Linked DNA regions of Homo sapiens: regions 2, 3, 4, 5 and 6 are each linked to region 1. A link is an interaction called in ENCODE POLR2A ChIA-PET data of the cell type or tissue named here. Cell type or tissue: Panc1. All regions are shown on one strand. Each heading gives the region's core, and the rest is flanking DNA. Links, peaks and the distances in the headings are about the cores only.

What was found. ChIA-PET counts read pairs that join two places held together with the same protein. Peaks named below come from ENCODE experiments on the same cell type or tissue, not always from the same donor. Only the 100,000 strongest peaks of a DNase experiment are listed, where the experiment ranks them.
Region 2: POLR2A ChIA-PET joins it to region 1 with 12 read pairs; 3 of 35 experiments call an interaction of 5 or more read pairs at or near these places.
Region 3: POLR2A ChIA-PET joins it to region 1 with 10 read pairs; 2 of 35 experiments call an interaction of 5 or more read pairs at or near these places.
Region 4: POLR2A ChIA-PET joins it to region 1 with 11 read pairs; 7 of 35 experiments call an interaction of 5 or more read pairs at or near these places.
Region 5: POLR2A ChIA-PET joins it to region 1 with 14 read pairs; 30 of 35 experiments call an interaction of 5 or more read pairs at or near these places.
Region 6: POLR2A ChIA-PET joins it to region 1 with 11 read pairs; 3 of 35 experiments call an interaction of 5 or more read pairs at or near these places.

What each region holds. Positions count from the first base shown.
Region 1 is chr19:39,437,671-39,442,965 of GRCh38, forward strand. No RefSeq gene overlaps it. Among named protein-coding and RNA genes, the nearest start is that of RPS16, 4.4 kb to the left of the region's middle. RefSeq lists an enhancer at 1-484. In Panc1, for the core only: no CTCF peak of the experiment used is centred there; DNase peaks (open chromatin) are centred at 1,041 and 2,771; H3K4me3 peaks cover 314 bases; H3K27ac peaks cover 2,988 bases.
Region 2 is chr19:40,278,376-40,283,670 of GRCh38, forward strand. All of the region lies in intron 1 of AKT2 (AKT serine/threonine kinase 2), which reads right to left. MIR641 (microRNA 641) reads right to left here and starts at 4,266; the gene lies at 4,168-4,266. RefSeq lists enhancers at 2,164-2,213, 2,254-2,373. In Panc1, for the core only: no CTCF peak of the experiment used is centred there; no DNase peak of the experiment used is centred there; H3K4me3 peaks cover 321 bases; H3K27ac peaks cover 1,372 bases.
Region 3 is chr19:38,885,446-38,890,740 of GRCh38, forward strand. SIRT2 (sirtuin 2) reads right to left here. Exons shown (of 16, transcript NM_012237.4): 5 at 4,658-4,699; 6 at 4,410-4,516; 7 at 4,244-4,300; 8 at 3,642-3,710. Among named protein-coding and RNA genes, the nearest start is that of RINL, 9.8 kb to the left of the region's middle. In Panc1, for the core only: no CTCF peak of the experiment used is centred there; a DNase peak (open chromatin) is centred at 2,216.
Region 4 is chr19:39,684,499-39,689,793 of GRCh38, forward strand. It overlaps the pseudogene LGALS17A. Among named protein-coding and RNA genes, the nearest start is that of LGALS14, 17 kb to the right of the region's middle. In Panc1, for the core only: no CTCF peak of the experiment used is centred there; no DNase peak of the experiment used is centred there; H3K27me3 peaks cover 1,877 bases.
Region 5 is chr19:39,496,318-39,501,612 of GRCh38, forward strand. DLL3 (delta like canonical Notch ligand 3) reads left to right here and starts at 2,630. Exons shown (of 9, transcript NM_203486.3): 1 at 2,630-2,726; 2 at 2,875-3,156; 3 at 4,298-4,355. The coding sequence starts at 2,658. RefSeq lists an enhancer at 1,334-2,326 and a silencer at 1,950-2,009. In Panc1, for the core only: no CTCF peak of the experiment used is centred there; DNase peaks (open chromatin) are centred at 2,114 and 2,558; H3K4me3 peaks cover 2,222 bases; H3K27ac peaks cover 589 bases; H3K27me3 peaks cover 808 bases.
Region 6 is chr19:39,625,440-39,630,734 of GRCh38, forward strand. No RefSeq gene overlaps it. Among named protein-coding and RNA genes, the nearest start is that of LGALS13, 26 kb to the left of the region's middle. In Panc1, for the core only: CTCF peaks have their summits at 747, 951, 2,419 and 2,690; a DNase peak (open chromatin) is centred at 2,362; H3K27me3 peaks cover 2,353 bases.

The DNA of each region.
Region 1 (5,295 bases), core at 842-4,841:
GAATTCTCCATCCCCAGCCCCCCAACCCCACCTGAGGAACCCCAGGATTGGGTTGTCCTCTGGTTCCCCGGCAGATGTCCCTGCGTCTCACCCCATCAAGAGTCTCCCCAGCGAAGAGGTTCCTCTCTCAGAGCTAGAGGGAGCCCACAGTTGCCTCAGTTTCTCTGGCAGTACAGGGTCTGGGATCCAGGGTTCAAAAGGGCGTCGTGGTGCACCTTGCCAAAGAGGGTGGAGACAGGGAGACACTGGAGGGCAGGTCTGGGGCCAGAGGGAAAAGCCAGCCCGGAGTCCAGCTCTAAAAGGGTGAGGGGGGAGGGGGCTGTTGGGAGGGAGGAAGGAAGTACCCAGAGGCTGACCGGGAGGGACACAGACACAGCCCAAAGAAATGTAGGCACAAGTGGAGAAGAAGAGAAAGATGAAAGGCCAAGGGAGAAGAGGAGGAGAAAAGGGAGAGACCAGGACAGTCAAGAGATGGACCCCCAAAACAAGCCCAGTGACAGATTTAGAGGCAGAGAGGCCAACCCTCAGACAAAAAAGAGATAAAGGCAGGCATGATGTTTCCAAAATACTTGAGACAGAGGCCAGGTGCAGTGGCTCACACCTATAATCCCAGCACTTTGGGAGGCCAAGGCAGCAGGATCACTCGAGCCCAGGGTTCAAGACCAGCCTGGCCAACATGGTGAAACCCCGCCTTTACTAAAAATACAAAAATCAGCTGGGCATGGTGGCAGGTGCCTGTATCCCAGCCACAAGGGAGGCTGAGGCAGGAGAACCGCTTGAACCCGGGAGGCGGAGGTTGCAGTGAGCTGAGATGTCGCCACTGCACCCTAGGCTGGGCGCCAGAGCAAGACTCTGTCTCAAAAATAAATAAATAAATAAACTCTGTCTCAAAAATAAATAAATAAAATAAAATAAATAGAGCAGAGACCTCAAATATTCACTTGCAGACACAGATAAAGGCTAGCACAGGTGTTTTCCAATGAAGACACAGGCAGATGAGAGGATGCACACATTCTACCTGTACTTTTTCTTTTTTTTTTTTTAAATTGAGATAGAGTCTGTGTCACCCAGGCTGGAATGCAGTGATGCAATCTGAGCTCACTGCAACCTCCACCTCCCCGGTTCAAGTGATTGTCCTGCTTCAGACTCTGGAGTAGCTGAGATTACAGATTCTCCTGCTTCAGACTCCTGAGTAGCCCAGATCACGGGCCTCCACCACTATGCTTGACTAATAATTTTTCTTTTTTTTTTTTGAGATGGAGTATCGCTCTGTCGCCCAGACTGGAGGGCAGTGGCTTGATCTCAGCTCACTGCAACGTCAGCTTCCTGGGTTCAAGCAATTCTCCTGCATCAGCCTTCCAAGTAGCTGGGATTAAAGGCATGCACCACCATGCCCAGCTAATTTTTGTATTTATTAGTAGAGACAGGGTTTCACTATGCTGGGCAGACTAGTCTTGAACTCCTGACCTCAAGTGATCCACTTGCCTCGGCCTCCCAAAGTGCTGGGATTACAAGTGTGAGCCACTGTGCCTGGCCACTAATTTTTGTATTTTTTAGTAGAGACAGGGTTCCATCGTGTTGGCCAGGCTGGTCTTGAACTCCTTACCTCAAGTGATCCGCCCACCTCGGCCTCCCAAGGTTCTGGGATTACAGGTGTGAGCCACAGCGGTTGGCCTAGCCTGCACTGTCTTAAGGGCCTGTTGGGCAGGGGAGTTCAGGTTCTCTCGTCTCTCCAGATTGATCTTCACACATTTGCTAAGTCTCGTATCGTCCCTGAGCTTGGGAGTCAGGGAGCGCTCTGACCTAAGCCCTCCTGACTTTGGGGTCACCATCTTTCCCCAGCCTCTATGGGCACACTCCCTGAATTATCTGTGGCTTGAGTGGAGCAAGCAGGGGATGGGATGAGGGGTGGCGGGGGAGTTCCCCTCATCCACTTCAGCCTTCCAGTCTGCTCCCCCTTCCTGTACCTCTCTCTTCCAGAACCCCAGGCCAAGCACCAGAGAAGGCCTGGGAGTGAGCAAGGTGCCCATGTTGCTTCTGTGGATCATCCTCCTGCTTGTACAGCCCTGGGAGGGCCTAGGAACGCCCGCCCCTCTGCTGGAGGGAGCCTTTTTACTTCCTTGCAGCCCTCTGAAGATACCAGCGAGTGGGGAGCAGAGCCAGCAGACGGGGTGGGCCAATTGATGGGGCGTGGTAGGGGGTGTGTTTGAGGAAGGGTCAGCCTCTTTCCCTCCAAGATCTGATTCTCCTCCTTACCCCTGAACTGTAGGAAAACAAAAATGATGACACCCTCTACACCCCAGATGATCTCTCAGTGAGTATTGCATTCGCTTCTTTCTGCAGTTGCAGGTTTTGAGAGAATTCAGTGGTCTCCATGTGTGAGGGCTGCTGTGTGACCATATGAATATGTTGCGGGGAGGAAGTAGTGGGACTATCTCCTGACCCAGCCCCTAGCCTTGACAGATATATTTTGCTCACTGCTGTCTCCAACACCTAGAATAGGGAGGTATATAATAACAAATGATGATGATGACTACAGCTGCATGTAAATAGTGTTTACTCTGTGCCAGGTATTGGTTTAAATGCTTTAAGTATGTTAGCTTATTTACTCTGTACACCAATCCTATAAGATAGATAGGACCACCATGTATGGATGTGAATGTTGTACACTGCACAAGGATCCCACATCTACAAAGACAGTACTATATTCACAGGCTGGATATTGTAGATTTGCATATTTGCCAACTTGCGGCAGATGGCAGTAAAGTATCTTGTTCTAATAAAATCAAGACTTAGAAGGTAGAAGGAACTTAAGGAAGGTCTTTTTATTTTCTTTTTTTTGAGACAGGGTCTTGCTCTGTCCCCTACGCTGGAGTGCAGTGGCACAATCACAGCTCACTGCAGTCTTGACCTTTTAGGCTCAAGCAATCCTCCCACCTCAGCCTCCAGAGTAGCTGGGACCACATACACGTGACACCACAAATAGCTAATGGCTAATTTTTTTTTTTTTTTTTTGAGACACAGTGTTGCTCTGTTGCCAGCTGGAGTGCAGTGGCGTGATCTCTGCTCACTGCAACCTCTGCGTCCTGGGTTGAAGCAATTCTTCTGCCTCAGCCTCCCGAGTAGCTGGGACTACAGGCATGTGCCACCATGCCCAGCTAATTTTTGTATTTTTAGTAGAGACAGGGTTTCACCATGTTGGCCAGGATGTTCTCGATCTCTTGACCTCGTGATCCACCTGCCTCAACCTCCCAAAGTGCTGGGATTACAGGCGTGAGCCACCGTGCCCGACCTTTTTTTTTTTTTTTTTTTTTTTGTAGATATGGGGTGTCGCTGTGTTGCCCAGGCTGGTTTTGGACACCTGGGCTCAAGTGATCTTCCTGCCTTGGCCTCTCAAAGAGCTGGGATTACAGGCATGAGCCACTGTGCCCAGCTGAGTGTCTTTTTCTAGCTTGCACATAAGTACAGCATGGGATAGTGTCAGGCCTTACGGTTGGGATTATCCAGAGCCCTATTTACAGATGAGGAAACTGAGGCCCAGAGAACTGAAGGGGTTTGTTCCAGGACACAGATAAGAAATCTTGGGAGTGGGGACTTGGACTCATGCCCTTACCCATAGATACCAGGTCACTTTGTCCCTACTGTGTGTCCTGCTGAGACTCTAGGCTGCTCCAGGTTGGAGCTGTCTGTGATTGGGTTTGAGGAGGGACCATCTATGGGAACTGCTGTGTTCCAGCTACAGTACCTGCTGGATCTCCTGGGGTCCCGGCTGTGGGTGGCCAGCCAGGGCCCTTGCCTGTCCTGTGAAGGACATCCCCAGAGACCTGTCCCCCTCTTGGAGTTACTACAGGGAGCTTGTGCTTGGCACCCTACCACAGCCTGAGCTTTGGAGGACATGGGCTCCCAGGTACACCCAGAGAGGCTGGGTAGAGAGAGGGAGGGAATAGTCTTCAGCTCCAACTGCCAAACCCTAAGCCTTTTCTTCCCTCTAGGCCAGAGGACCCCACCTGGAGCCCTAGTAGCCAAGGGGAAGAGTTAAGAAGGAGGAAAGTAAGGTGCGATCTGAAGTCTCTGACCTCTTGGGCAGGGAGTTGGATAAATTGCCCCACCTGCCCCCATTCTCACCCTCCTTTAGATACTCTTCTCTCTTCTTCCAGGAAGGGACAGAGAAGTGCACAGGTATTCTCTAACCTCATCCCTATACCTTGAGAACAGGGAGGGTCCTGTGGTTCACATCCCTACATCCCTGGCTACAAAAAATTACCACTTGAAGAACTTTCTTTTCTTTTCTTTTCTGTTTTTGAGGCAGAGTCTCACTCTGTTGCCCAGGCTAGAGTGCAGTGGCATGGTCTCAGCTCGCTGCAACCTCCACCTCCTGGGTTCAAGTAATTCTCCTGCCTCAGCCTCCTGAGTAACTGGGATTACAGGCACGCGCCACTACACCTGACTAATTTTTGTATTTTTAGTAGAGATGGGGTTTCACAATGTTGGTCACGCTGGTCTCGAACGCCTGACCTTGTGATCTGCCCACCTCAGCCTCCCAAACTGCTGGGATTACAGGCGTGAGCCACCGTGCCCAGCCCACCACTTGGAGAACTTTCAAGTAATACTGATGGCCAGACCCCAGCCCAGATAATTTGATAATTGGTCTCTGGTGAAGCCTGAGCATCTATATTATTTTTATTATTATTTAGAGACAGGGTTTCACTATGCTGCACAGGCTGTAACTTGGCATCTGCCCATATATTTTTTTGAGACAGGGTCTCACTCTGTCACCCAGGCTGGAGTGCAGTGGCATGATCAAAACTCATTGCAGGCTCGATCTTTCAGGCTCAAGTGACTCTCCCACCTCAGTCCCCCAAGTAGCTAGCGCTATAGGCGCATGCCACCACACTCAGCTAATTTTTGTATTTTTTGTAGAGATGGGGTTACCCTTTATTGCCCAGGCTAATCTTGAACTCCTGGCTCAAGCGATACTCCCCCCTTGGCCTCCCAAAGTGCTGGGATTATAGGCATGAGCCACCACACCTGACATTTTTTTTTTTTTTTTGAGACAGAGTCTCCCTTTGTCACCCAGGCTGGAGTGCACCGGCTGGTGGACTGGATGGCCACATTTCCATCACCCCAAAGCATTCCTTCTCTCTCTTCCCAGTCAATTTCCACCTCCCTCTCCAGCCCCAGACATCCACTAATCTGCATTGTCTGTATAGGTTGGTTTTGCTTGCTCTGGAGTTTCATATGAATGGAATCATGCTGGACATCTCCTGATGTCTGGCTTCTTTCACTCAGCATAAT
Region 2 (5,295 bases), core at 830-4,829, 840 kb after region 1:
CTCTGCAGCAGTGCCCAGCACTGAGAGGCGAACTACTCACGAGAATGACCCCAATATTCTATGTGGCTTCCTGGGCCTCAGTTTCCTATCTACGAGATGGGAGTGCTAACACTGCCCACCTCCCAGGCTGCTGTGCAGGTTTGTAGAGCTAATATGCAGCGTCTGGTTGGGCAGGAGTACAGTGGTGGGAGTGATTCACATTCCTGTCTGGAGCCCTCCCATCAGCTAACAGGCCCTACCACTCTCTCCCAAGGACCAACAACGAGCCTGTGCCCACTGCCCTGCAGAGCCCCTTCTGTGCTCTCAGGTGCCCTCAGTCCTGTCTGGCAATCACCAGGAGTAGCATCAGCCCAAATTCATCCCGCCGCCTCCTCAGGAGGCCTGTGCTTTCCAACGCAGCAGCTCCGTGCATCCTCCCCACCGCCCCACTCAGCAGGAAGGTTCCCGTTTACAGCTGAGCAAAATGCACCTTAGGGAGAAGAAATAAGGCCCCAGAGCTCCACAGCCACCGAGAGGGGTGCCAAGAGCAGGGTTCTCACCCACGTCAGCTACCCCCGGGACCAGGTCACTCAGCAGCCCCAGCTGGGTAAGTGTACACCAAAAACCCACCAGACCATGAAGAACTTGAAGCCAGGCTGGAGAAGAGAACCGGGGAGCGGCAACTGCCCCAGCCCATTCGGAAAGGGCCCACAAAGTGGCAAACCGAGGAAGACTTGGGTTTCTGGCCTCACCCTTAGAAACAACATCTGCGAACGAGCTTCTCCAGCAGGACGGCTGGGCTGAAGAAACTCCTGCTGGGACCTCTGACATGCAGTCTCCTCTTGGCCGACCCGGCTTGCTGTCCCTCGCTCGGCACAGTCAGAGCACCTGGGCCCTGCTGTGGGTGCCGAGTTGGCAGTGGGTCCTGCCCCAAGGGGGCCAGGCTGAGCTCCCACCCAGCGCCCCTCCCACACTCACTCCCTCCCTCCTGGTCCTGCTCCCAGGCTGTCTCCCCCAGCTGGGCCTCTCGCTGCTTGGCTGGCTGTCCAGAAGAGCCTGCCATGGAACCACCCCACCGTGCGGCCCGGAGGCCTGTGGTTGAGGGCCTTCCGCTGAGAGCTCTGGGAAGCTGAAGAGAGGCCCGGGGAGGGGTGACCCTGGGTCCTCCAGGGGCTTGGAGCTCAAGTCTGAAAGACACTCCTTTCCATCCCAACCCATCCCGGGGGCCTTCTGGAGACCCTAGTGGTTTGTTCTGAGGGGTTCTGCTCCTTCTAGGAAGATACCCTGGAACACACCTCAAAAAAAAAAAAAAAAGCCAGAGCGCCTGCTCCCGCACCAAGCCTTAGGGGTGAGCCCATGGGTGGGATCAGAAGTCACACTCACCAGGGGCTACTGAGCTGTGGTGGGGGAATCTCTGGAAGCCCAGATTCATAGCCTGTCCCCAACACTTCCTGGTTGGGGGACTCAGCACAAGCTACAGAGGCTCTCCAGGCTTCAGTTCTCACCACTTGTAAAGCGGGAATCAGAGAAGATTCCTCCTGGGTCTAATGGGTCTTCACCCAGATCCTCCCATGGCTCCCTCACAGCACTCCAGTCCCTACCCACACGTCACCTCCTCAGGGAGGTCCTCCCTGATCACCCAGCTATAGTGGAGAAACATGCCCACACTCTCAACCTGGCCCTCATTTATTTTGCCTTCGTAATATCAACCACACCTGAGCCCAACCAGAGACCTGGGTGCTGGGCGCCAGTCACAAGCCCTGGTCTTTCCAATTCCAGAGGAGCACTGGGAATGGCGCAGGCCTACAGGCCCACGGCAGCGTGGACGCAGGGTCAGCGGGTGCTGTCTGTATCAGGTGTGACTGCTGCCCTGCGTTGCTATTCAGTATTAGTCCGGCTGGTTGGGTTGGGGAGGAATGGGCAGAGAAATCAGCCCAATGAGCCTCCCCTCCTCTTTCCCTAAAAGTAACAGCCACGGGCTCTGGAGAACACGGTGTGAAAACCACAGGAGGGAGGCAACCCTCAGGCCTTTGCTGGCTGTAAGGCAGTGATGCTACTGGAGGGGAAGTGGGAGGCCTGTGAAACGCCCTGCTCCGCTCAGTCAAATCTACCCACGCCCCCAGGCAGGAGCCTGTGACCGGCTCCTGGGTCACCTGCTAACACCCTGAATCTGACCAGGCTGTTCCTGCTGAAATTCCAAACTCCTTCACAGACAGTCCACAAGGCTCCCAGTGAAAGGGCCCTGCCTGCCCCGCAGCCCCAGGACTCATCTCCTCCCTGCTCCCTCGCTCTGCCAAGCCACACAGGCCTCCGTGAGGCTTGTCCCTGCACCTCACCAAGCTCTGTCCTCCCTTCAGACCTTTGCACTGTGGTTCCCTCCACCTGGAGGGCTGTTCCTTCTCCTCCCATCCCACATGACTGCCTCACCTTGCCAAACTGGGATCAGCTCAGAGGCCCTCCCCACAGCCGCATGCATCTAAAGAAGTGCCCAGTCTGTCACCTGATTTGAATTCGCTGCCTAGCTCCTCCCCCTCTAACCGGCTCCTTGCTTATTAACCTGTTTCGGGTTGGTCTTGCTTAGCCCCACAAGGATAGGGACTTTGGCAAGTACACTGCTGTATTCCCAGTACTGATGCAACGCTGGCACATACGAGGTGTTCAGTAAATGGTGGCGGATGAGTGAAACCTTTTCCTCGGCTCCACAATACCCTTAGGATCCATCCTCACCTCTCACCCAGGCCCACAGGCCAGTGCAGCACAGCCCCTGCCAACCCCTGCAGGCACTTCTGCTGCTCCCCCTGCCCAGGCCCAGCCTTCCTGCCACTCCCAGAGCTGTGAGCTGTGGTGGGCTGGGAACCAGGGGCAGTGGCATGCACCTACGGTCCCAGCTACTCAGGAGACTGAGGCAGGAGGATCACTTGAGCCCAGGAGTTCAAGACTAGCCTGAGCAACATAGCGAGACTCCCGTTTCCACAAAAAATTTAAAAATTAGCTAGGCATGGTGGCATGCACCTGTAGTCCCAGCTACTCAAGAGGATGAGGTGGAAGGATCACTAAAGCCTAGGAGGTCAAGCCTGCAGTGAGCTGTGATCACACCACTGCACTCCAGCCTGGGTGACAGAGGGAGGCCCTGTCTCAAAAGAAAAAAAAAAACAAGCACAGAGCCTGACCTCTGAAAAGACTCCAGTGTGTCTACCTTGGAGGCGCTCAGGGCTGCAAAGCCACTGCGTGGAAGAGGAGTGGGCCCGGGAGCTGCCCTTGTCAGTTCTGACTTGATTGCATGTCTCCCCCGACCTCTGTTTCTGCATCTGTAAAACTGAGATGCTAATTTCAGCCCTGATCTCCTCCTAGTGCTCTCTGACACGGTTCTGTGAACTGGCAAAGGCCTTCAAAGTCCCGGCAGAAATACTAAGAATTACAATTGCTAAGACAGACCAACAGCTCACCATGTGTCGGGCACTGTTCTTAGTGAGGAGACATTTCCGGTAGGCTTATTGTATGCCAGAACAGTTATGAATGCTTCCCACAAATTAATCCACTCAGCCTTCACAATAATCCTATCAGGTGGGAATTATCATCATCCCCATGGCACCGATGATGAAATGAGCTCACAAGGGTTGGGGAGCCTGCTCAAGGTCACACAGCCATGGAGTGGCACGGCTGGATTTGAACCCTGTGCTCTCACTCGCTTCCATACACCTCTTTACAGAGGCTGGAAACCAGAACATTGAAGTTCTGGATCCTAGCTGGGCCAGGCTGGGGAGCTGGATCCCGGAATGCTCGAGGGGACCAAAAGTAGGGGGTGGGGGAGGCTGGATGCCTCCGTTCCATAACATAATCATGACTGCCAACCAAGACTTACACAGTACCAGGCACCATTCTAGGAGCTTCTCGTGGATTAATTCATTTAATCCTCACAACAGCCCAAGGTGGACGTCCTTCTGAGACCACTGTATGGGAGTGAACAGTGTGGTCCAAGGTCGCAGAGCTAGAACCGACTTCACCGTCCTGCTGCTAGCTAACGCAGGTCCCTGGTAGCTGTGTCACCCCCTGCATGGCTCTCTTGCTGTCTTCTTCTCCCAGCACACACCTGCCCAGGGTTAAAGGATGCCTTGCCTCCACTCTGAGGAGGGACCAAGAAATGCTGGACTGGCTGTAGGCAGAGATGCTCAGGGCAGCCTGAGGCTCAGGGGTAAGAGGAAGGAAAGACATAGGACAGTCACCTCTATAGGTAGAGGACAGAGGACAGAGGTGACTCTATCCTATGTCTTTCCTTCCTTTCACCCAGCCTGGAACCTGGTGAGCAAGGAATGCATGGCACTAGGGGCTCAGTGACCTGGGTTCAAATCCTACCCTGGCACCCATAGGGTCTGATAAGATGCGGTGGAAGGCAATTCTTCCTCTGAACTTCAATTTCGGACTCTGCAAAAAAGGACACAAATACCATATAAAGCCCAAAGCACAGGGCTGGGCAGAGTATATGCTCACAGACAAAAGCCACTCCTCCAGTTTCTCCTTGACAAGACGATCTGAGGCCAAGGTTGGCCAAGGGCTCACATCACACCTCTCCCACTTCAGCTATGAGACCTCTGGGAAATCTTTGCACTTCACAGTGAGTGAAATGATTCCTCATCTGTAAAATGGTATCACACTTCTAACTAGCTCGTAGCTCTCCATAAAATAGGCCTAACCACAGGTATGTTTTGAGACTTAAGTGAGATCACATGTACAAAAGCCCTGTCACACGCCTGGCATGGGGTGAATGCTATAAACACTGGGCATCCACTAGCTCTGGAAATGATCTGCCTCTCTGAGATGCTGTTTTCTCATCTAAAAGGGAGAGCATAACAACAGCGCCTACCGCTCTAGAATTCAAGTATTCAGCAAGTTTATCTATATGAAGCATTCCAAACAGTGTGTGGCCCACAGAATGCACTCAGTTACTGTCAGCCATCAATTTCATGATTACTGTTTTCACTGCCACTGTTAGCCCCATCAGGCAAACCCTCTAAAAGCTGGCAGGAGAGGACCAGAGGAACAAACCCCTAGTGGAGAAAGATTCTACAGAGTCGCCGCTGCCTCACAGACTGTGGGACCTTTCTCTCCAGGAACCACGAGCCACGGAAGCCAGTCAGCTTGGAAGTCACTGCTGCGGACTAGGGGCAACCATCTGCCCCCTCTGACCACATCACCAGCCCAGGTCTGCTGGGTCAATCAGGGACTGCAGCCAGTCCTCTGGGAACTCCAGACCCAGAGCAAAGGCTACAGGGCAAGCCAAGGTCATGATCTGGCCTAGGGAGCAGGGACACTGGCCAC
Region 3 (5,295 bases), core at 443-4,442, 550 kb before region 1:
ATGGAGTTTCACTCTTGTTGCCCAGGCTGGAGTACAATGGCGCTATCTCGGCTCACTGCAACCACTGCCTCCTGAGTTCAAGCAATTCTCCCTGCCTCCGCCTCTCAAGTAGCTGAGATTACAGGCACCCGCCACCATGCGTGGCTATTTTTTTTTTTTTTTTTGAGACGGAGTCTTGCTCTGTTGCCAGGCTGGAGTGCAGTGGCGCAATCTTGGCTCACTGCAAGCTCCGCCTCCCAGGTTCAAGTGATTCTCCTGCCTCAGCCTTCCAGGTAGCTGGGAACACAGGCACGCGCCACCATGCCTAGCTAATTTTTGTATTTTTAGTAGAGACGGGGTTTCACCATGTTGGTCAGGATGGTCTCGATCTCCTGACCTCGTGATCTGCCCACCTCAGCCTCCCAAAGTGCTGGGATTACAGGTGTGAGCCACTGCGCCCGGCCACTGTTTTCTTTTAAGACAGTGAGACTTTCCATATTAAACAGGTGGGAATGTTCTTTTCTGCACAGACATTTGTGCGCGCTCATTTTTCTTAAAACAACCACCCCCTTTGGAGCAGCTGTTGTTTGCCTGTGAGGAATGCCGCTAAAACAGGTGCTGACAGAGGACACTGGCAGAGGTTACGCAGAGATGGCTCGCATGTGTGGCCCAGGGCCAAACTGACAGCGTTTCCCAGGGACTCCAGAAACAACGGGAAGGGTTTGTTTCCCTTCAAGGGCAGAAAGAATGCTCTAACTGCCTTCTGGGCTCCCTACCAGCAACCACCTTATCTCCAAAGCCTACAGACAAGAGTCACTGTCACTGTTCCCACACGCCCTGTAACTTTCCTCCCTTGCCCACTATTCTAAATCTTGGTTTTGCCTTTGGTACTTGACTCAGTCTACCCACTGACTCCCTCACATGTGAGTGAGCAATTTGCAAATAACTGAACAGTAAGCAAATAACTGAACAGCGTGGAAAAGAACCACCGAAATACCTCTGCGTTCTGTTATTCTTTGACAACATGGTTTTTTTTTTTTTTTCTTTTGACAGGATTTTGCTCTACTGGTCCAGGCTGGAGTACAGTAGCTTGATCATAGCTCACTGTAGCCTTGAAATCCTGGGCTCAAGCAATCCTCCTCTCTCAAGCTCCCAAGTAGCTGGGACTACAGGTGTGCACTACCATGCCTGGCTAATTTTTTTTTTTTTTTTTTTGAGATGGAGTCTTGCTCTGTTGCCCAGGTTGGAGTGCAATGGCGGAATCTTGGCTCACTGCAACCTCTGCCTCCCAGGTTTAAGTGATTCTCCTGCCTCAGCATCCTGAGTAGCTGGGATTACAGGCACGCACCACCACACCCAGCTAATTTTTGTATTTTTAGTAGAGACAGGGTTTCACCATGTTGGCCAGGCTGGTCTTAAACTCCTGACGTTGACTTTGGCCTCCCAAAGTGCTGGGATTACAGACGTGAGCCACCGCGCCTGGCCTTTATATAATAGTTTGTATGTGATGTGTCATTTTTTTTCTTTTTTTGAGACGGAGTCTCTCTCTGTCACCCAGGCTGGAGTGCAGTGGGGCAATCTCAGCTCAGGGCAACCTCCACCTCCCAGGTTCAAGCAACTCTCATGCCTCAGCCTCCTGAGTAACTAGGACTACAGGCATGTGCCACCACGCCTGGCTAATTTTTGTATTTTTCGTAGAGATGGGGTTTACAACAGCACCCCCTTTCCCGAACACATACACCGTTTCTGACTCCCCTTCCAGCTTAACTGTGTTCCAGGGACCCATGACCATCTTATATGCTCAGTATATGGTGTCTCCATCTTGTCCATCATCTCCCTCCCTGCTGTAGGGAATCAACTCAGTGAACATTTACTTTGACAGAAGCTGACAAACAAGGGCCAGCGGGGTCTTGGGGTGAGTGTCATGACATCAACCACAAAAAGCACTTGGCTTCAAGCAAGCTGTTATCATATCTGAGCCACGTCCTGGAATAATGGTGACTCTCTGGGCAGAAGGTTTATTCTGAGCCCGGAGTCTCCCTATGTTGCCCAGGCTGGTCTTGAACTCATGGGCTCAAGCGATCTCCCACTTTGGCCTCCCAAAGTGTGGGGATCACAGGACTCCTCCTCTTGGAAGAAGGAGGCCTCCGCTGCCCTCTGCCTCCTACCAGCCCCAGGTGGGAACACCTCGCCCACCTGAGAAATCTGAACTTAAAGCCAGTTGTTCCTCCCCCTGGCGGTAGCTTTTGGGGCTGCAGGTGCCAAACTGCAGGTACAGGGAGAAAACACTAGAACACTTATTTATTTTCAATGTTACCACTCTTTTTTGTTTGTTTGTTTGTTTTTTTAAATTGAGATGGAGTCTTGCTCTGTCACCCAGGCTGGAGTGCAGTGGCACAATCTTGACTCACTACAACCTCTGCCTCCCAGGTTCAAGCGATTCTCCTGCCTCAGCCTCCCGAGTAGCTGGGGTTACAGGCACCACCACACCTGGCTAATTTTTGTATTTTTAGTAGAGACCAGATTTCATGATGTTGGACAGGCTGGTCTTGAACTCCTGACCTCGTGATCTGCCCACCTCGGTGTCCCAAAGTGCTGGGATTACAGGCGTGAGCCACCGCGCCCGGCCACCTGTTTTATAATTCGGGGTTCTGAGGTGTGATCTAGAGCTTGAATTAATACTGTTGTAGTGCATCATGTCATTTCTATACATATTCATAAAACAGGTAGAGGCAGCAACATTTTGTTGTTGTTTTGATTTGTTTTTTGTTTCTTTGAAACCAGGTCTCCCAGGCTACAGTACAGTGGCACCATCATAGCTCACTGCAGTCTTGACTTCCTGAACTCAAGCAATCCCCCTACCTCAGCCTCCTGAGTAGCTGGGGCTACAGGCACACGCCACCCTGCCCAGCTAATTTTTGTATTTCTTGTAGAGACAGGGTCTCCCTATGTTGCCCAGGCGGGTCCCAAACGCCTGGGCTCGAGCTATCTCTCGCTTTGGCCTCCCAAAGTGCTGGGATTACAGGTGTGAGCCACTGTGCCCAGCCCATCAAGATTTTTTTACTGTTAGGGGTGTGAGACTCTCCAAACCAGAAGCCAACAATGTGAGCCATCCTTGCTTGAATGCCCCAGGGAGAGGCCCTTGGCTAAGCACCTGACGTGTACGAGACATGTTTATAATTGGGCAAAGCACAAAAAACTATAAAAAGGTGCCCCTTCCTTAAGGCACAACATCTACTTGTTGGACACGTGTCATAGTGTATGGATTTTGTTAGATGAAGTCACTTTGGAAACTCGCTCATAACCAATGTGAAATCTGGGGTGCCTATAGTGCACACAGAGTCCCTTCAGCCATAGGCTCCTTCCACATCACACATGGGATGGCCCTGAGAGGAGGTCACTGCCACCGCACTGCAGACCTGAGAGGGCAGACCTGAGAGGGCAAACCTTTTCTGGCCCCTGTTTGACGGAAGGGGAAACTGAGGCAGAGAAGACGTGACTCACGGCAGGTCATGCAGCAAGGAGGCAGTAGGCCAAGCCCTGGCCCCGCATTGCTGGAGTCCCCGCCTGAGCTCTTGGGCACGCAGCTCTGCTCCTCTGCTGAGGACACCATGCCCGTTCCACCCGCCCATCCTCCTCCCAGGATGCTCGCATCCGCCTACCTGCGTGTAGCAGCGCAGGAGTAGCCCCTTGTCCTTCAGCAGGCGCATGAAGTAGTGACAGATGGTTGGCTGCAGGGAAGAGCGACAGCACTGCTGACGACTGCAGGGAACAGCCACAGGCCACTGCCGCATGCCAGGAACTGTTCTAGGCACTGTGACTGTTTTACCCCCAGGGAACCGTCACAGCAGCCGCGTCGGGGAGAGACCACTGCTATCCCCAGATCACAGATGAGGAAACTGAAGGACAGGGAAGGGGATTGTGTTGCCAAAGTCACACGGTGGGTAAGCTGCAGAGCTGAGATTCACACCCAGGCAGCCCGGCTGCAGGGTCCCGGGCTCTCAACGGCATCATTAGTCAGCTAAGCCTCGCAGCAGCCCTCTTCAGACAGTACCATTAGCTTCACTTCACAGGAGGCAAATCGGAGGCTCAAGGTCGTAAGATGAAGACACGAGGAACCAGGACTTGAACCGAGGCAGTCTGGGCCCAGCACCCATGTACTTAATGGCTACATAATATTTGTCTGCAGGGCCTTGGCGGGGCTTCTCATGCGTGCCCTCCCCCAACCCTTCCTGTTTCGCCCCCTGCAAAACAAAGATCTCACCTTGAACTGCCCAGGATAGAGTTCCTTGGCGAGGGCGAAGAAGGGTTCCGGATGTTTCTGTAGGAGAGACAGCCAGAGGGCCAGATGCCCCAGGTAGCGTGAGGGTTGGAGCCAGGTGACCCCATCCCCACCCCTCACAGACGCCCCTTCCTGGGGGAGCACAAACCTTGAAATAGCTGATCTCAAAGATGGCCTCTGGGTAGGGAAGATGGTACTTCTCTAGGTTGTCATAGAGGCCGGTGGATGGAGAGCGAAAGTCGGGGATGCCTGCGGCTAGGAAAGGGGGGTCAGGGAGCAGTTGGTCTATACCATACTAACCCTCCCAGGACAGGGCTCAGATAGGGCTCCTCCCCAGCCCTTGGGAGGGACTCCCCAGTTCCTGGGGGTAGCTGCTGGGGGAGAAGGGTTACTTACATGTGGAGATTCCAGCTCCCACCAAACAGATGACTCTGCGACCTGGAGGAGAGGAACTTATGCACCATATGACACCGTTTGCTCAGTCCCTACGATAGCACCACCCATCACAGCCCCTGACATCGTTTACTCCATGCCAGGCCCTGGGGCAAGCATCTCAGATGCATGACGGGCCTTCCAATCATCTAGACGGGGATGGTGTTAACATCCCCATTTTATAAATGAGAAAACTGGGGCTCAGATAGGGGAAGAAGTCACACAATCAACTGCGGAAGAGCCAGCCAGCGGATAAAGAATCCAGTGTTGGGCTGGGTGCAGTGGCTCATGCCTGTAATCCCAGAACTTTGGGAGGCTGAGGCAGGCGGGTCATCTGAGGTCAAGAGTTTGAGCCCAGCCTGGCCAACATGGCAAAACCTCATCTCTACTGAAAATACAAAATTAGCCAGGCGTGGTGGCACGTGCCTGTAATCTCAGCTACTTGGGAGGCTGAGGCAGGAGAATCACTTGAACCCGGGAGGCGGAGGTTGCAGTGAGCCGAGATCATGCCATTGCACTCTAGCCTGGGTGACAGAGCGAGACTCCATCTCAAAAAAAGGAAAAAAAAAAAAAAAAGAGAATCCACTGTTGGAAATCACACC
Region 4 (5,295 bases), core at 856-4,855, 250 kb after region 1:
TTGATTTTGGGGAGAAGCTTTGTAATTTGAGGAAAGTCATATGAAATGTCTTCATTCTTGCACTCATTCTAAGGATGTTTCCTGTGTCTTAATACTGTGTCTGGCGTTGTGCAGGAAGCACTGAAAAAGCCGAGGAAATACTGACCAAGTTTGCACCTGAAATTTTGTTTTGTTGTTGTTCTTTGAGACAAGTTCTTGCTCTGTCATTCAGGCTGGACTGCAGTGGCACCATTAAGGCTCACTGCAGCCTCGACACCCTGGGCTCAAAAATTCCTCCTGCCTCAGCCCCCCAAGTAGGTGAGACCACAGGTGAGCACCACCATGGCCAGCTAATTTCTGCATGTTTTTTTTGTAGAGATGGGGTTTTGCCATGTTGCCCAGGCTGGTGTCGAACTCCTGAAGTCAAGCAATCCAGCAACCTCGGCCCACCAAATTGCTGGCATTACAAGTGTGAGCCCCTGTGCTTGGCCTATACCTGAAAATTTCAATCCAAGCCATAGTTAGAGAACCACAAGAGTTCAATAATTTCCCTCAAAAAATCCCTTTGTCATGTTCAAAAGAACTGCCAGATTTTTCTATTTTATGTGGGCAGAATCCTGGATCTCCTCTTTGGAAATAAATGGTCATAGTTTTAGATCGGAAAATATGTCATTTATTGGTGGAATGAACACAATTCATTCACATGGACACAGTGAGCCGACCCTGCTTTGCTGCTGCTACCGTTGGCATTGCAGAACCGGAAACCTCCCCAACACATATTCACATAAAGCAACCATTTATTCTGATGTCTCCCTGCTTTGCAGGTTTACTGGACTCATGCGGGTGGTAGACACGCATGTGTGTGGGAGTCACGTTTTCTGAAGGACCTACAGGCTGGGATCCCAGAGGATTCTTCACTTATGTTTGACTCAACACTAAGGGTGAGTGAACACCTGGGGGCTGGCTGGTTGTCTCCTTCCCTACCTCCCCTACACATTAGTGTCTTGAATTTTCTGAAATCATGAAGGCCTCATAGTTGTTGGACTTAATCAATGATTACTGTCTTCCACCAAAGAAGGACTTTCAAGAAACCAAAGAAGAAGCTGCCAGGCATCATAGAACTTAGCTTTGAAAATTGGAGAGTGTCACTTTTCTATGACATTATATTGATTAAGGTGAGTACAGACAGCCCAAATCATGGGGAGGGGCCTCCACAGGTTGTGGTTGTTTTGATTATTGGTCATGATGGGGTCCTTTTTGGAACCAAGTTCCACTGAGTCTCCACTGGCTTACAGACTGTTCACATACCAAGAGAAGTAACCCTGGAAACAACTCCAGAAAGCAATACCATTGTAGGAAGAGGCTCAGAGTGAAGTCCCGCATCTTATCATCCAATCAGGACCTGGTGTCCATGAGGTGACTACACATTGTCAGGTGCACTTTCTCTCAATGTGTGCACTAAGGAGACAAATTATTGGCCCTTAACACATCAAACACCCAATACTGAAACACACATAGGAAAAATGCAATTCACACACCTGATTTAAGCATTATTTGAAAAAGAAAAGAAAAAGAATTTTACATCAAAAGGACAAGAAGATTTTTAAAAGGAGAATGAATTGAAGAGAGGAAGAAGAAAATAGACAGCAGTCACTGGGCCACATCATTGCTGAAGCCAGCCAGACACCTATTTATCATTTTCTCTAGGACTGGTTCTCAGCAACAATCGGCTTCACCCTCCACTCTTCCCTTCTTGGAGTTTCTACCAAGATGGCAGAATGACAGTCCTTTTCCCTCTATAAGAGCTGAGATCACCTGCTTCATAGCAAACCTGGAGAACCACTTAGCAGAAACAACATGTTACCTACAAACTAATGAAGGCAGATTGAGTAAAGTCCTGTCAAATAGCCTCTTTTTCCACACGGCCCAAGTCAGGCATCATTTTGATCATCCTCATCCTCTCTCCCCATGTTCATTGCCGCAGTTTGTTCACCTCCAACCTTACTCATGGGTATGCTCCTCTCCTACCCGCATTCAACCTAACACCCAGATACCTGAGGTGCCAACACACAGCCAGTGCTACTCCTCATTCCTTTCTTCCACGTTTCATTCCCATATGGAATGAAATTCCCTCCTCTCTCACTGGACACTCTTGGGTTCAGTTTAGGTCCACTCTCCTCCTTACACCTTTCTGCTCTCAGTGTTGTTCACTTTTCTATTTTGATAATAGGTCATAGGCCTCATCACCTGTATGGAATTCATTTTTTGTGGAATTTTAGAAGGTGACACTGACCTTATCAGGGGCTCACCTTCAGCCTAGCACCTAAATGTGCAGAGGCAAGTGGACAAAAAGGAACTGGGAATAGAGTCCAGGCTTCACTCAGTACCTCTTTGTAGTGACAGCAGAAAGAGTAGTATGGGTGGTGGGTGTGAGATGTTGTGTCACGGGAACGGAGAACAGGAAGTGTTTCCTGGGCACTGAGAAGTGTCTCCTGTCTCACGGTGACCTCTTCCCCAGCACAGTTTAGCTGCAGAATACACACTGTTGTCCTCAGCACATAGATCATTCTCAAAGATAGACCATATGTTGTCATGAAACCAGTCTTGAAACATTAAAAAAAAATTGAAATATGTAATCCCAGCACTTTGGGAGGCTGAGGCCAGTGGATCACGAGGTCAGGAGATCAAGACCATCCTGGCTAACACAGTGAAACCCCGTCTCTACTAAAAATACAAAAAATTAGCCTGGGCGTGGTGGTGGGCACCTGTAGTCCCAGCTACTCGGGAGGCTGAGGCAGGAGAATGGTGTGAACCTGGGAGGTGGAGCTTGCAGTGAGCAGAGATGGCGCCACTGCACTGCAGCCTGGGCAACAGAGCAAGACTCCATCTCAAAAAAAAAAAAAAATTGAAATAATATCAAGCCACTTCTTTGACCACAATGGAATAAAACAAGAAATTGGTAGCAAGAGGAGTTTTGGAAACTATCCAAATACATAGAAATTAAACAGTATGTACCTGAATGACCAGTGGGTCAATGAAGAAATTAAGAAGAAAATTAAAAGTTTTCTTGAAACAAATGATAATGAAAACATAACATACCAAAATGTATGGGATACAGCCAGGGCAGTATAAAGACGGAATTTTATAGCTCTAAGTCCCCACATCAAAAAAGAGAAAAGCTTCAAATAAACAATATAATGATGCATCTTAAAGAATTAGATAAGCAAGAGCAAACCAAACTTAAAATTAGTAGAAGAAAATAAATAATAAAGATCAGAGCAGATACAAATGAAATTAATAAAAAGTGTTTTTTCTGATAATTTAAACAAAATTAGCAAACCTTAGCCAGACTAAGAAAAAAGTAGAGAAGATATAGATAAATAAAATCAGAAATGAAAAAAAGACACATTACAACTGATACCACAGAAATTCAAAAAATTATTAGTGGCTACTCTGAGCAACTATACACCAATAAATTGGAAAATCTAGATGAAATGAACAAATTCCTGGATACTTACAACCTATCGATATTGAACCTGGAAGAAATTAAAAGCCTGAACAGTCCAATAATAAATAATAAAATAGAAGCCACAATAAAGTCTCCTCATAAAGAAAAGCCCAAGACCTGATGCCTTCACTGCTGAATTCTACTGAACATTTAAGAAAAAATTAATGCCAATCTTACCGATACTATTCAGAAAAACAGAGGAGGGACTATTACTGAACTCATTAAAAGAGGCCAGCATTATCTTGATATCAAAACCACACAAAAACCCACCAAAAAAGGAAGAGAAACCATAGGCCATAGGCCATAGGCCAATATCTCTAATAAATATTGATGCAAAAATCCTAAACAAAACACTAGCAAACCTGAAGGGGGCCTGCCCCTTCACACCTGTGGGTATTTCTCGCAAGGTGGAGATGAGAGACTGAGAAAAGGAAATAAGACACAGAGACAAAGTATAGAGGAAGAAAAGTGGGCCCAGGGGACCAGCACTCAGCAAGTGAGACCTGCACCAGCACTGGTCTCTGAGTTCCCTCAGTATTTATTGGTCACTATCTCTACAATCTTGGTGAGGGAGATGTGGCAGGACTATAGGGTAATGGTAGGGAAACCATTACCAAATCAGCAGGAAAACATATGAGCAAAGGAATCTGTGTCATAAATAAGTTTAATGAAAGGTGCTGTGCCTGGATGTGCACGTAGGCCAGATTTATGTTTAACTTTACACAAACATCTCAGAGCAGTAAAGAGTAGCAGAGCAGTATTGCTGCCAGCATGTCTCACCTCCAGCCATAGGGCGGTTTTCTCCTATCTTAGTAAATAGAATGTATGGTCAGGTTTTACACTGAGACATTGCATTCCCAGCGACGAGCAGGAGACAGATGCTTTCCTCTTATCTCAACTGCAAAGAGGCCTTCCTCTTTCACTAATCTCCCTCAGCACAGACCATTTACAGGTGTCAGGCTGGGGGACTGTAAGGTCTTTCCCTTCCCATGAGGCCATATCTCAGGCTGTCTCAGTTGGGTGAAACCTGGACAATACCCAGGCTTTCTTGGGCAGAGGTCCCTGCGGCCTTCTGCAGTGCATTGTGTCCCTGGTTAATCGAGAATGGAGAATGGTGATGACTTTTACCAGGCATACTGCCTGCAAACAAATTGTTAACAAGGCACATCCTGCACAGCCCTAAATCCATTAAATCTTGATTCAATACAGCACATGTTTCGGTGAGCACAGGGTTGTGACTAAGGTTACATATTAACAGCATCTCAAAGCAGAACAATTTTTCTTAGTGCAGATAAAAATGGAGTTTCTTATGTCTTCCTTTTTCTACATAGACACAGTAACAATCTGATCTCTCTTTCTTTGCCCCATACAAACCAAATTCAACAATACATTAGAAAGGTTGACCAGGCATGGTGGCTCATGCCTGTAATCCCAACACTTTGGGAGGCTGAGGGGAGTAATTACCTGATGTCAGGGGTTTGAAACCAGCCCGACCAACATGGCAAAACCCTGTCTCTACTAAAAATACAAAATTAGTCAGGCGCAGTGGTGAGCGCCTGTAATCCCAGCTATTTGGGAGGCTGAGGCAGAAGAATAACTTGAACCCAGAAGGCAGAGGTTGCAGTGAGCTGAGATCACACCATTGCACTCCAGCCTGGATGACAGAGCGAGACTTCTTCTCAATAAAAAAAAAAAAAAAGAAGGAAAGATCATTTATCATGTCCAAATGGGATTTATTCCTGGAATGCATGGATGGTTCAACATATGCAAATCAATTAATATGATACCTCATATCAACAGAATGAAGA
Region 5 (5,295 bases), core at 395-4,394, 58 kb after region 1:
GGCTCATGCTTGTAATCCTAGCTACTTGGGAGGCTGAGGTGGGAGGATCATTTAAGCCCGGGAAGTCGAGGCTGCAGTAAGCTAGGATAATGCCACTGCACCGCAGCCTGGGCAACAGAGACCCCATCTCAAAAAAATAAAGACCTCATAGGCCAGAATGGTCAAGGCTGAGGGAGGCACAGACAGAGGGGTCGGGCAGAATAAAAGAATCATAGGGGGATGTGGGAGCTCAGAGGAGGTGCTTGATGCTTCTGGGGAGTGTTAGGTAGTGCTGCCTGGAGGAGGTGAAGTCTGAATGGTGAAAAAGGAATTAAAGAAGGGAGTGGAGCCGGGCACGTTGGGTCACGCCTGTAATCCCAGCACTTTGGGAGGCCGAGGTGGGCGGATCACGAGGTCAGGAGTTGAAGACCAGCCTGGCCAAGATGGTGAAACCCTGTCTCTACTAAAAATACAAAAATTAGCGAGGCATGGTGGTGCGCACCTGTAATCCCAGCTACTCGGGAGGCTGAGGCAGGAGAATCGCTTGAAACTGGAAGGCGGAGGTTGCAGTGAGTGGAGATGGAGCCGCTGCACTCCAGCTTGGGCAAAGAATAAAACTCCATCTCAAACAATAATAATAAATTAAAAAAAAATAAGGGAGTGGAAAAGACAAATACAGGGAAAAGGAGCCTGGGATGTTCTGCCCAATCTGACCCATGGCGCTGCCTTGCTCAAACGCCACTGTTGTCAGAATTAAGAGAAGAATCTTTAGGCTGTTTTTTTCTCCTCCTCCTCCTCCTTTTCTTTTTTTTTGTAGAAAAGTGTGTCTTGCTGTGTTGCCCAGGCTGGTCTCAAATTCCTGGCCTCAAGCAGTCCCCTGCCTCAGCCTCGGAAAGTACTGGGATTATAGGCGTGAGCCGCTGTGCCCAGCCTGGTCTTCTTTCATTCATTAAAAAATTAACTGCGCAGGGATTAGTGGCTCATGCTTGTAATCCCAGCAATTTGGGAAGCCGAGGTGGGTGGACCACTTGAAGGTCAGGAGTTCGAGACCAGCCTGGCCAACATGGTGAAACCCCGTCTCTACTAAAAATATAAAAAATTAGCCGAGTGTGTTGGTGGGTGCCTGTAATCCCAGCTACTCTGGAGGCTGAGGCAGCAGAATCGCTTGAACCCGGGAGGTGGAGGTTGCAGTGAGCCAAGATCGCACCACTGCACTCCAGCCTGGGCAACAAGAGCAAAACTTCTTCTTCTGAAAAAAACAACAACAGCAACAACAAAAAACAGAGCGCCTACTGTATGCCTGGCTCTGCTGGGCTAGGCTTCGTTGGTTACTATATCTTACTTCTCTGGAAAAAGACATATAAATTGAACCTGTATTTTCCCCTATAATTATTAGCCTCTAAGCACTAAAGTTTTTTACTTTGGGGGGGAAAAAAAAGAAGTTACCCCAGCTCAAGGGTTTTGCCCCATGCCTGGCAGGGAGCAATTATGACCAGAGGGGCTGGGACATCTGCTCCTAATTGGCTTTTCCTGCTGAGGTCCTGGAATACTAAAGGGTTTCTGAAGGGCCCGGGATGTCCCCCCCCCCAGTTCTTCTGGGGTGGGGGAGCGGGTCCCTGTATGTGAAGACGGAATTTCCTGCCCATTTGCTCCTCACACCTTCCGGAGGCCAAACGGGCAGCCCAGCTGCGGCCCGAAGGGGGAGGGGCTCGGCCGCCCGGCAGATGGCGGCATTTACATACAGCTGGGAGCCCCCTCTTGAGGCCGAGCTCCTCGCCCTGGCGTCTGGTGCGTCCGCGATGCGGGGTTTGGGAGGGTGGCTTTGTCTTGCGGAGGGGGAACACACACACGCCTGCACACAGGGGTCCACAAAGAGCCCTGGATCTTCATCGTATCCACACACAGCTACACCCGTGGATCTCCCAAACCCAGTCTCATTCACACAAACCAGCGCACACAGGGGTCTACAAAGAACTCCGGATCTTCATCGTATTCACACGCGGCTGCATCCGTGGACCTCTCAAACCCAGTCTCATTCACACACAGGCGCCCTCAGCCATTCACCACCTTGCACAGCCTCTACCACACCCGCACAGAGCACAAAGTCACAGGTTTATACGCCTATACAGGATCTCCCATAAACACACACGCACAGAGAAGCAGCCACACAGCCACACAATCTCAAAGCGTCACACAATCACGAAGTCGTGTACACTTCTAGTGTCCCACTCGGGTGTGCGTGCAGAATCAGAATTGTTTACAACCTCATAAATGTGTCAATCACACACAACTCCAGGCGTATGCTGAGCCGCACAGTCCCACGTGGACTCACAATGACAAAGTCATGTGCACCCTCCGGTAGCTCTGGTTCATACCACACACACAAAATCTTAAAATCATGTACAACCTCACACACAGGCTTAGCCCCCTAACCCCACCCCACCCTAGCCACACAAAAAGTCGCGGGATCACCCACGCATGACCTCGCTCGTGCCCACGACCACAGACGGAATCTCGCTGTTGCTCCTGCACGCTCCCCCTCCCCTGTGACCGCCCCCCCCGCCCCGCCCTTGGTCCCTTGGGGCCGGGTAGCTGCCTGAAGGGGCGGGGCCATTCTCTCAGATATAAGGCTTGGAAGCCAGCAGCTGCGACTCCCGAGACCCCCCCACCAGAAGGCCATGGTCTCCCCACGGATGTCCGGGCTCCTCTCCCAGACTGTGATCCTAGCGCTCATTTTCCTCCCCCAGGTCAGAGCCAGGTGGGAGGTGGCGTGGAAAGGGATGAATGCGGAGGGGAGGGGTGAGTGCGACCTGAAGGTCCTGGGGAAGGAGCGTGGGGCGGACGGGAAGCCTGGGTCCTCCCGGCCGCCTCACCCTGCGCCCGTCTCCGTCCCAGACACGGCCCGCTGGCGTCTTCGAGCTGCAGATCCACTCTTTCGGGCCGGGTCCAGGCCCTGGGGCCCCGCGGTCCCCCTGCAGCGCCCGGCTCCCCTGCCGCCTCTTCTTCAGAGTCTGCCTGAAGCCTGGGCTCTCAGAGGAGGCCGCCGAGTCCCCGTGCGCCCTGGGCGCGGCGCTGAGTGCGCGCGGACCGGTCTACACCGAGCAGCCCGGAGCGCCCGCGCCTGATCTCCCACTGCCCGACGGCCTCTTGCAGGTGCCCTTCCGGGACGCCTGGCCTGTAAGTGCTGCCCCCGGGGGACTCCCGGTGCTGGAGGCCTAACCCTGCCAGCGAAACCTCCACCTCCTCTCCCCTCCAGCTTCCAAGACCCTAATCCTGCCTCCCAGGGGGTGGACGAAATTCCCAGACCAGTAACTCTACCGTCTGGAACCCCACATTCACAGACCTCTAAACTCTACACACTGGGGATTCTAAATGTTCTGATTCCCCAACCCTGGATGCTGGGACCCCAAATTCCCAGAATTTCAAACCCAAGCTCTGAAATCCTAAACTCAAGGAACCCTACCTCTGCTCCTTGGGGATCCCTAAAAACTGTGGTCCTCATCTTTATCCCCAAACCTCTCACACCTTGTCTTGGGGACCACTAATATCTTCTCTCTCTTTTTTTTTTTTTTTCTGTCCTCAGTTCTTTCAGTTGGGTCCTGTATTAATTACTCTTTCACCTCCAAAATCCTGTCTCCCACCCCCACAACCCAAAGGCACAAAGATGAACAGACCTGTATTGCAATGCTTGACCCTTGTCCTTTTGGACAAGTGACTGCCTGGTTTCCAGCCTCAGTTTCCTAAGCTTAAAAATGGGATCATCCTGGTACCTCACAAGGGTCCCTTTTGAGCGATTCAACCACATCTCTTGAATAAAGTGCTTACCACGTAGTAAGTGCTCAATAAAGCAAGCCACGTCCAGTCGCTCACACTGTAATTCCAGCACTTTGGGAGGTCTAGGCAGGAGGATCTCCTGAGCCCGGCAGTTTGAGACCAGTCTCAGTAACATAGTGAGACCTCGTTTCTAAAAAAAAAAAAAAAACATAGCAGGGCATGGTGACATGCGCGTGTAGTCCCAGCTACTGGGGAGGCTGAGGTGGGAGGATTGCTTGAGCCTCGGAGGTTGTTGCAGTGAGCCAAGATTGCGCCAGTGCACTCCAGCCTGGTTGACAAAGTGAGATTCTCCCCCCCCCCCCAAAAAAAAGCCACAGATGTCATTCCCTCCCTGGGCTGGTCTGGTCCCTCTGGGAATTGTCCCTTGCTTGCTCAGTCCCCAGCAATGGCCATCACCCTCCATTCCTGAACTCTGGCCTTCATTGAGTACTTACCCTAACCACTGTCTTTCATCTTTCATCTCCCCCTTCCTTCACCCAACCAGGGCACCTTCTCTTTCATCATCGAAACCTGGAGAGAGGAGTTAGGAGACCAGATTGGAGGTGAGTGTCTTCAGTCTTGGGACTGGTGGGGAGCTGGGGCCCACGTGAGACACGGGGTTGGTGGTGTTATCTATAGGTCTTATGATGTCATCACAGCTCCTGGGATGTGGTGCTGAGTGTTGACAGCTCCAGGGCTCTTGGCATCTCAGGCACAGAAATGTCCCTGGTACTGGATGTAGCAGTGGTTCTGGTACCAGACGAAGTAGGGGAAGCTCTCTTACTATCAAGGCTCCAGAGCAGAGTGTAGCATTTCACAGCCCTACCTTATCATCTGATGTTGAGAGCTCAGGGTGCGATATGAATTACTTCTGGTTCTTTTATGTGAAGTTTTTTTTTTTTCTTTCCAAGACAGAGTCTTGCTCTGTCGTCCAGGCTGGAGTGCAATGGCATGATCTCAGCTCACTGCAACCTCTGCCTTCTGGGTTCAAGCAATTCTTCTGCCTCAGCCTCCCAAGTAGCTGGGATTACAGGCACCCACCACCACACCTGGCTACTTTTTTTTGTATTTTTAGTAGAGACAGGATTTCACCATGTTGTCCAGGCTGGTCTTGAACTCCTGACCTCGTGATTCACCCACCTTGGCCTCCCAGAGTGTTGAGATTACAGGCATGAGCCACCACGCTCGGCCCCTATGTGAAGCTCTGTCACCTTGTCCATGTGGACATCCCAGGGAGCCCCGTGGGATGTTGGAGCTTCACCAAGGCGAATATTGAGCAGAGGTTCCTGGGAGGGATACAGGGCATTCCTATCCTCAACTTGGGAGACTCTGTTGCTATGTAAGGCCCACAGCGGGGGTTTTGTCACCATTTTTTTTCTTGTTTTTATTTTTTATGGACATGGGATCTTGCTATGTTGCCCAGGCTGGTCTCAAACTCCTAGGCTCAAGCAATCCACAGGCTTTGGCTTCCCAAAACGTTGGGATTATAGGAGTGAGCCACTT
Region 6 (5,295 bases), core at 555-4,554, 190 kb after region 1:
GTGCTTGCAGGATGTGAGGGTTTCTTTAAATGCTATCACCAGGAACATCTAGTGTTCAAAATGTGCCTTGAATTGGTAGTTGGTGGGCACTAATGTGTCCCTCTTTTTCTTTCCTTCTTTCTTTCATTCTTTCTTTTTTTAAAAAGAATTTCAATGCAGTTAAAACCAAAGCAAGTACTTCCACAATCCTGTGATTACCATTGTACCCCTACAATTCTAGTGCCACAGCTACTGAAGTCATTCGCCTTCTCTCAGCACTTTCTGTCAATAAAGCACAGGTGACTATTCTTAGTAGTTGTGATACTAATAATTGTAATACAAAGCAATATTTAGTAACTGTGATACTTACTATGTCATGGGTAATCACTATGTCACTTACCAGCAATGGATCTTTACTGTGATCTGCCCAATAAGAGATTTAGGCTCCCATAATAAGGATCCAGCTTCTTTCTATGACTTTTTTCTGGCCTAAAGTTGGTTTCCACCCTTCTCCATCAAATATGAAATGTTTCTTAGTACTCTCTGCCCAGAAGATGAAAGGAAGTATTTATCCATCTGCCCCCATCCCCAGTTGTTAAAAAGTCATCCTGTTGGCATTAAGTCTCCCACAACTTTGGTTTGCAGATGCATGGGTGCTGAGAGGATTTCTGCAAGAGTCCTATTCTACCATCTCAAAGGAGCCCAGTGCTGGAAAGAGGAAGGTACTGGAAAGATAAATACTAAGGAGAGGCACTGTCAGTGTGCACCTGCATGAAGCTAGTGAAAAACTGTCTAGACCTGGTCAACTTAGTAATGGCTGGATGAAGAGGTGGGGCTGAGAGGATATCATGTGGTACAGGAAAAGCCTGATATACTGACCTCCTTTCAATTTCTCATACACACCAAGCTCATTTTCATTTTTGGAGCATCTTATATGACAAATTCAAAAAGCGTCAAAAATATCATAACAAGGCAGGGAGAATGTTCTAGTTTAAAAGAGACTAAAAAAGCGTAGCAACAGAGTTCATGAAACCTGATTGAGTGATGGATTTTAAAACAGCTATAAAGGACATGCTTTTGTACAATTGGGGAAATTAAAATAGTATCGTAAATTAGAAGTTGATTCTTAGGTGGTGGTAGAATAGAACTTCTATCAGTCTTGTGGATCTGAAGATACAGAAATTGTACGTTGGTGCCCGCCAAGTGGAAGAGAGAGTTAGGCTTTCAGTTGGAACCCTGAAAGGGATATACCCCAGAGCGGGGTTCCCCAACTCACAAGCCACAGACCAATAACAATCTGTGACCTGATAGGAATGGAGCCACACAGCAGGAGGTGAGCATCAGGTAAGCATTACCCCATGAGTGGCCTTATGACAGATCAGCCAGGCATTAGATTCTCATAGGAGCACGAATTAGAATTTCACTACCAGAATTCCACATTACGGGTGCCACAGTGTGTAGTTTTATTGCAAATAGTAGCATGACTATAACAATTGCCACAAGAGTGGTGTAGTAAAAAAAATTATTTAAAACTTACTTGCCCAACGTAAAACATTTCCCTTTGGGGATTTACAGAGTTACAATAGCAGTTTCATGTATAATTAAAATTTCCTGCAAATACGAATTAAAAATAAGTTTTATTATTTGGTGGCAAATTTTGAGAGTAAAGTGTGGAAATGACAAATATTATCTGTTGAAGTAAATGTGGGACTGAGTAAGATAAGTAGCCTTTAGTTACTTAATTTTTGTGATTTTTAGCTTATGATTTTTTATTTTTCCACAACTGATGTTCTGGACAATTCTCTGGGCTGTTAGGGGTTGCTCCCTCAGCTTTTTAGGCTTTGACTTGAGGTGATGTATTTAGGAGTTGATTCCTGTAACTTTTGCTTCTAAGAGCGTTGAAATAAGAACAATGTAGGGCCCTTCCCAGCTTGGCTTAAGGAAGAAGAGAGAAAGACTAAATTTCCTGGGTTAGATAGAGGTGGTTTTATTTCTTTGGACTTTTCTAGTTGTGTTAATGGCTTGAGGCTTCCTTGCCTCTGGCTTAGCTGGCTGATCAGCTAATTTATTTCCTTTGGCTACCTTATTTATTCTCTTTTGATGTTCCCTACAATGCATCCCTGCTATTTCGTGTGTAAGAAAAAGTAAGGATAATAACCTGTTAATTTCCTGGTGATATTTTATGGGAGATTCATTAGTGGTAAGAAAATGCCTTTCCTTTTAAATGGCAGCATGAGCATGGACAATTAGGAAAGCATACTTGGAGTTAGTATAAATGTTAGCTACCATTTCCTTGCTTAACTTAAGTGCTCTTGTAAGAGCTATTAGCTCAGCTAATTGAGTGCTTGTGTTTGGGGAGAGTGACTACTGCTTATCCTGTCTTATGTACTTCTTGCTTTACAGGCTGTTTATTAGCTAAGAGCTCCCCTTAGAGGACAGTGATCCTGCCACATTATGTGGGCTGTAAACAGTTGAATTATTTCCTAGGGTTAACTTGGAGGCTTTTCTGACTAGTAGAGCTAATATGACAATGACTTGGAAGCACGTGTAAATAGGTCTTTCTAACTACAGGTAAGGTGGAGAAAACTATTGGATTCGAGTTTTTCCTGAGATGCCCTTTACTGTTGTGCTATCTTTTTTTTTAATTATTATACTTTAAGTTTTAGGGTACATGTGCACAATGTGCAGGTTAGTTACATATGTATACATGTGCCATGCTGGTGTGCTGCACCCATTAACTCGTCATTTAACGTTAGGTATATCTCCTAATGCTATCCCTCCCGCCTCCCCCCACCCCACAACAGTCCCCAGAGTGTGATGTTCCCCTTCCTGTGTCCATGTGTTCTCATTGTTCAATTCCCATCTACGAGTGAGAACATGCGGTGTTTGGTTTTTTGTCCTTCTGATAGTTTACTGAGAATGATGATTTCCAATTTCATCCATGTCCCTACAAAGGACACGAACTCATCGCTTTTTATGGCTGCATAGTATTCCATGGTGTATATGTGCCACATTTTCTTAATCCAGTCTATAATTGTTGGACATTTGGGTTAGTTCCAAGTCTTTGCTATTGTGAATAGTGCCGCAATAAACATACGTGTGCATATGTCTTTATAGCAGCATGATTTATAGTCCTTTGGGTATATACCCAGTAATGGGATGGCTGGGTCAAATGGTATTTCTAGTTCTAGATCCCTGAGGAATCGCCACACTGACTTCCACAATGGTTGAACTAGTTTACAGTCCCACCAACAGTGTAAAAGTGTTCCTATTTCTCCACATCCTCTCCAGCACCTGTTGTTTCCTGACTTTTTAATGATTGCCATTCTAACTGGTGTGGGATGGTATCTCATTGTGGTTTTGATTTGCCTTTCTCTGATGGCCAGTGATGGTGAGCATTTTTTCATGTGTCTCTTTGGCTGCATAAATGTCTTCTTTTGAGAAGTGTCTGTTCATGTCCTTTGCCCACCTTTTGATGGGGTTGTTTGTTTTTTCCTTGTAAATTTGTTTGAGTTCATTGTAGATTCTGGATATTAGCCCTTTGTCAGATGAGTAGGTTGCGAAAATTTTCTCGCATTCTGTAGGTTGCCTGTTCACTCTGATGGTAGTTTCTTTTGCTGTGCAGAAGCTCTTTAGTTTAATTAGATCCATTTGTCAATTTTGGCTTTTGTTGCCATTGCTTTTGGTGTTTTAGACATGAAGTCCTTGCCCATGCCTATGTCCTGAATGGTAATGCCTAGGTTTTCTTCTAGGGTTTTTATGGTTTTAGGTCTAACGTTTAAGTCTTTAATCCGTCTTGAATTAATTTTTGTATAAGGTGTAAGGAAGGGATCCAGTTTCAGCTTCCTACATATGGCTAGCCAGTTTTCCCAGCACCATTTATTAAATAGGGAATCCTTTCCCCATTGCTTGTTTTTCTCAGGTTTGTCAAAGATCAGATAGTTGTAGATATGCGGCGTTATTTCTGAGGGCTCTGTTCTGTTCCATTGATCTATATCTCTATTTTGGTACCAGTACCATGCTGTTTTGGTTACTGTAGCCTTGTAGTATAGTTTGAAGTCAGGTAGTGTGATGACTCCAGCTTTGTTCTTTTGGCTTAGGACTGACTTGGCGATGCGGGCTCTTTTTTGGTTCCATATGAACTTGAAAGTAGTTTTTTCCAATTCTGTGAAGAAAGTCATTGGTAGCTTGATGGGGATGGCATTGAATCTATAAATTACCTTGGGCAGTATGGCCATTTTTGCAATATTGATTCTTCCTACCCATGAGCATGTTTGTGCTATCATAAAGGGGAGGTCTGGATTAGAGAGAAGAAAAGAGAGAGATGGGCTCTAGTGTTTAGGAGGAGGTTTACTTTCCTACCCTTAATTTCCAGAATTATCCAGGGCTCCTGTGCTATAAGGGCAATCTGAGCCCCTGGAGCTAAGGTTTAAGCCCTGGGACCCATCAGTCCTGCTGAACCATCTGTGAGACTGGTTTTGAACCCAGTGACCTCTGCCTCTGGGGGCAGTTCTGTTTCCAGTGGTTTTGCCACAGCCCAGACAGGGTTGAGGTTGCTTCATCTTGCTGCCTGGGCATTTCTTTTAAAAATGCCCTGGCCTGCCATGCCAATAGGAACTAGCAGATGCACTTTGGGGATTCTGGACTTTACAAGCTTGTAAAGCTGCTGCTGAAGCCTCTGTTGTTCTCCTGAAATTTTCCCCTTTTTGGGGGACTCTTCCTGGTACCTATTATAAAAGAAAAAAGTCACCACCTTCAGGAGGTTCTCTTAGGTGCTACTTCGTCCTATAGCTTGTTTTTGTAGTTTTCTTTTAATATTGGGAACTACCTGTGTAATAAACTTCTTTTTCAGAATGAGCTGTTCCTCCACTGAATTAGGGAATAAGGAGGTGTACTCTATTAGTGCCTCTCTTGGCCTTTCCATAAAGGCTACAGAATTCTTATCTGGCTTTTGGTTCATTATAGAGAGTTTCGAGTAACTGAGAGGTTTGGCCCTGGTTTTTCATAGGTCTCTTAAAATGCGTTTAAAAATTGGTTTCTTTTTCATTCATTTCCTGAGCTATTGGGGTTTTAGTTAGGGTTATTTACCAGAACTGCTTTCCTCCCTATTGGGAATGATTTTTTTTTTTGGTTTGGTGTTTTTTTTTTAAGTGATAAAAATATTTTATTTAAATGGTACAGAAGAAATTATGTGTACTTAAAAATGATTAAAAATTCATGTTAGGAAATGCTAAAAACCCAATAATTTACACAATGATAAAATCTAAAATGATGAGAAAACATGAAATGCTTTCGTTTGGTCCTCTGACCTAACAA